Regions from separate parts of the Homo sapiens genome. Here region 1 is linked to region 2. A link is a loop called in an ENCODE intact Hi-C map of the cell type or tissue named here. Cell type or tissue: GM12878. All regions are shown on one strand.

The links. A loop is a pair of places that touch in the nucleus more often than their neighbours do. Peaks named below come from ENCODE experiments on the same cell type or tissue, not always from the same donor. Only the 100,000 strongest peaks of a DNase experiment are listed, where the experiment ranks them.
Region 1: a loop joins it to region 2, with 2.3 times the contacts of the local background. A loop is called at or near these places in 1 of 110 quality-filtered maps.

Annotation. Positions count from the first base shown.
Region 1 is chr7:82,294,033-82,296,532 of GRCh38, reverse strand. All of the region lies in intron 3 of CACNA2D1 (calcium voltage-gated channel auxiliary subunit alpha2delta 1), which reads left to right. Among named protein-coding and RNA genes, the nearest start is that of CACNA2D1, 150 kb to the left of the region's middle. In GM12878, no CTCF peak of the experiment used is centred here; no DNase peak of the experiment used is centred here.
Region 2 is chr7:82,048,500-82,050,999 of GRCh38, reverse strand. All of the region lies in intron 10 of CACNA2D1 (calcium voltage-gated channel auxiliary subunit alpha2delta 1), which reads left to right. Among named protein-coding and RNA genes, the nearest start is that of CACNA2D1-AS1, 41 kb to the right of the region's middle. In GM12878, no CTCF peak of the experiment used is centred here; DNase peaks (open chromatin) are centred at 639 and 1,359.

The DNA.
Region 1 (2,500 bases), 250 kb before region 2:
TTAAGCATCTTGGGTCTAAATTTCTCTAAAATCCTTCCTGCTATTCTAAGAGGTTTATAATTAGGTGTCTTTCTGCTAATTAATTGCAGTAGCATAAAGCTTCACTTACTTGTAACAGCTATAGTGCCCAAGGCTGCAAAATTTTAGCAGACACATTGAGCTAACTGATTCGGATGTCAGAAATGCTCTGAGATGTTAATCCCATTTTAAAGGGGTCACTTACAGAAATAGTTTTTCCTCTTCAGAATCTACATGTTTTTTTTTTTAATTATTATTATACTTTAAGTTTTAGGGTACGTGTGCACAATGTGCAGGTTAGTTATATATGTATACATGTGCCATGCTGGTGTGCTGCACCCATTAACTCGTCATTCAGCATTAGGTATATCTCCTAATGCTATCCCTCCCCCCTTCCCCCACCCCGCAACAGTCCCCAGAGTGTGATGTTCCCCTTCCTGTGTCCATGTGTTCTCATTGTTCAATTCCCATCTATGAGTGAGAACATGAGGTGTTTGGTTTTTTGTCCTTGCGATAGTTTACTGAGAATGATGATTTCCAATTTCATCCATGTCCCTACAAAGGACATGAACTCATCATTTTTTATGGCTGCATAGTATTCCATGGTGTATATGTGCCACATTTTCTTAATCCAGTCTATCATTGTTGGACATTTGGGTTGGTTCCAAGTCTTTGCTATTGTGAATAGTGCCGCAATAAACATACGTGTTCATGTGTCTTTATAGCAGCATGATTTATAGTCCTTTGGGTATCAGAATCTACATGTTAACCCAGTATCCTCACACTTTTTTTTTTGTCACAAACTGGCCCTGTGTTATAGCAATAGTGACTCATTTATGTTTATACACTATAAATCACTAATCTCAACACTTTGGGAGGCTGAGTAATCTCAACACTTTGGGAGGCTGAGATGGGAGGATCGCTTGAGTTCAGGAGTTCGAGACTAGCCTAGGCAACATGGTGAAACCCCATCTCTTAAAAGAAAAAAAAAAGAAAGAAAGAAATTAGCGAGGTATAGTGCATAGTGGTGTACAGCTGTAATCTCAGCCACTGGGGAGGCTGAGGCAGGAGGATCGCTGGAGCCTGGGGGGTCAAGGCTGCAATGAGCAGTGATTGCGCCACTGTACTCCAGCTTGGGCGACAGAGTGAGACCCTGTCTCAAAAAAAAAAAAATACAAGCTACTTTCTTAGACATTTTCAAGTATACAATAAATTGTTATTAATTATACTCACCTTGTGTCTCTTGAACTTATTCCACCTGTCTAACTGAAATTTTATACCTTTTGATCAATATCTCCCCACTTTGTTATTTTACTGTAACAAGAAACCTTTTACATTAACATTTATGTTTAAGGTTCTTTTTCCTTTATAGAATATTTGAGGAAATGGGCAAAATGAAGTATTGGAAATATAGGTGTTCTCCAAAAACGATGTCTCAAGTTTCACTTCCTTTCCTGAAAGATTTTTGTGTAATTAATAATTAGATGGCAAGTCTTTTGTCTTTCTCCTTTTTAACTTAGCAAGTAAAATATTGACAAATTATAACTATGAGCCCTGTATTAGTTTTCTGCAGTTGATATGTCTTGGACTGATTTAACTTTCTTTTTTTGTCATGTAGATGTTTATAAATTGGATATATCATGTAAAAGTAAAACATTTTAACAACATAAAATGTAGCTAGAAAAATATAAATTAAAAAATTAACTCAAATTTATTAGTGTAATTCCTTTACAAAGTTTCAGAATGATAAGATTGATACTTACTTTGTAGGCTGTTGGTTTAAATTTTCTTCTACATGGTTGGGCTTCAGATATATAACTGCTTTAAATTTGGTTTATCATCTGTTTTGTTGCAGGGATTCCTCTGTAATTATTTTAGCTTACTAGATTTCATGACTCATGACATATTTTTAACATTGGGAGATACTTAATGACATGACTTATCATTAACCATTAGTCAATCTGCTTTTTATTGTGAAATTTATTTTTCCTTCCAGAATAAAATAGCTCATCTCAGAGTACAAAAAGTCATATTTCTGTTGCAGCAGAAAACTTAATTATAGTAAAAATAAATGATGAGTCATGTCACCATATAGAAATTGCAAGTGTGAATAACCGAATTCCTAGATTCAAGAGAAGACCTGTGATAAAGGAGCCTAATATCAAGTTAAAATTTCCATCCTGCATCTATGTTACAGCTGACTTCTACATCAAACCAAAAATATTTGAATTTTATGTAATAAAGGCCAAGTTATTTTTACTGTCAATTTTAAGTACTTTTAGTAGTAAGAAATAAGAATATCTTGACTAGATATTTAGCCATATTAAAATATAGCCGAACAATTTATGTTATGTTAAAATAGTTCAGTTTACTAGAGTTTTGATTAAGCATGGTGGCTTGAACAAGCATATCTATCTTTATTTTCTTTCAAATGCCCCATTGGAATAAAATAAAGGAAAAATGAAGACTTAAATCTGTGAGG
Region 2 (2,500 bases):
TGGTTTGACTCATTCTTCACAGGCAACCCTGTCTCTTAGATGGACTGGTAGAATTGCATAGGAATAACTGTGCAGCTTTGGAAACTACTAGTTTTATGACCTTACACAAGTAACCTAGGGCTTCTGTCAGTTTCCTTATCTTAAAAATGGACAGGATAATTTAACTTGCTGAAATGTTGTTGAGTACCAAGTGAAATGTCACATGTAAAGTGCTTATATATTGTAATCATGTATTATGATGATGATTATTGTTATTTAGTGTCATCTTCCAACATTTTTCCACCAACTGTTGGGAGACATTTCTTTATGAATCTTTCACATTTAAGTCTAAGCATTAACAGCCAATTTATTCAGATTTATTTGCATTCCAGGATAGTAAAGAGATTTCTCCTTCTCCCGAAGAGATTTTCAATGCAGAGTAATTAAACTATTGTGTCTCTCTGGAGGGGAGGATGAGTGTGGGCCATCAGAAGCCCCTGTATAAGATCAGGGACTTCCTCATCTTGGGACTCCTGGCTGGAAACCCATCTCACTACCTATGCAGGTGACCCCTGGCTGTCCTCCTGTCATCCTGTGGGAATTGAGGTTTGGGCAGCTTGTGCAAACAAAGATGTTACTCTGCTCCTCTGTTGCTATGAGTAATAAACTCTTTGTCTCTGACTCAGAGGGCTTGTATTTTTTCTGCCTTTTATCTATGACACTGTAGGAGGCTTACTTGTTAGCTTACAACTGCTATAAAATCTCAGACATTTCAGTTCCTGACTTGATTGTTTAACACCAACTAATACCAGAGCAGGAGGTTGTTTAAATATGGAGTTGCACTGTGTAGGCAAGTAAGAGATGATTTCAATTGTTCCATTTCCTATGTGCTTTAAATTTCAGATTTCCTTCTAAAATATGCCTAATGTATTCCTAGACAAGGACATGTTTTGTTGGCTTTTTTAGATAAGGAACTTCGCTACTCAGCCTATGAAAATGAGTACAATTGTAAATTGCTGCACAATTTGAACTTAAAAGCAATTTCTATCCCCCAGTGCTAAAAGTTTCTTAGAAAACAGACCCTCTTTTTGCCAGAGCTCAAAGAAAATAAAAGATATTTGCCATGTCAATACAGTTTTGTGACAAATCTAAGAGAATAATTTCTTGTCTTATCAAAAGCCATCCATCTAGAGTTCAGGAAAACTTTATGTTGATCTATTGCTCATTTATGTCAACAAGAAGACTGCAGTTTATTCTCTTGCCATCGAAGTGGGGCCTGTAGCCAAGCAGTCTGAGCCTTGCCTGGGAGCTCTGTTAAGCAATGGGTACAAATGCAGCATCTCAAGCTGCACTCCAGAGCTAAGGAGAACATCTGCATTTGGAAAGTCCCCCGGGTGATTCCTGTGCAGGGGTTTTTATCGCATTACTGTTAACTGTGTGTACAACTGGCGGGCTTTGCGTCATTATAGAAGAGGAAATCAGTATACTAAAGAGGTACCTTTAGCAAGTTCAGCAGATGATTAACTGGGGCTTGTTGTAAATAATCATGTTTTTCACTGACTCAGATTTTAAGAGCTTGGTAATTATAGAATTCTTAATACTATGGATGTTTGAATATTTTTATTTTGTAGACATTTGTTTCTTTGGGGATGGGAGGAGGTCTTAAAACAGGAAGAAATGGAATTAAGAGAATTTGTTAAAAGAAGAAGAATTCTATCTTCTTATGCACTTTTTTTAGGTAAAGATGGGACCTTTATAAAAGTATTTTCATTTAAAAGACATAAAGAAATTATGGACAGTAAGAAAAGATCAAAGAAAAGGACAAATTTAGTTGTTATAATAGCAGGGCAAAGCCGCCAAGGTTATTTAGGATTTTTCTTTTTTTTTTTTTTTTATGAGTTGCCAGAAGATAACTTAATTGCTTTGGAAATATAAAGAGAGTTTATAAGAAGGTGTTGACAAGTACAATAAGTATTTTTTTCCCATTAATTACATGGTACACTAAGTTTTTGGCACTTAGAAATTCGTCGTATATGTAAAAAGGAAACAGCAAAGTAATATTCAGGGTGAGGCAAAGGGAATAATTTTATTCTAAACTGAACTATTGTTTTTAGAATTATAAAAGTTATTGACTTATTTGATGGGGCTTGAAGGACTAGGAAAAGATGTCATGTATGTGAGTACTTATTAGATGAAATTTTTTAAATTATAGTTTCATTTAATTTTGAGTGTAGGTAAAGAGAGTGACTTGGGCTGGCCTGAGCAATAGATGTAGGAGAATTGTTCAGAGTTCTTTAAATTAAATTAAACTATCATATTTGTTCTTAATTATTTAGTAGGCTTAAAATTCAAAAGAAATTCAAATGTAAATTGACACTATGAGAACTTATTTGTAAAATGCATACACTGCAATCTTAATTGTTGAATAAAAATCTATTTCATCAAATTCCTAGAGGAATAAAAAAAGCATTTTGAGAATTTCGATGTATATATTATAGCTTGAAAACTAATATGCTAAGAC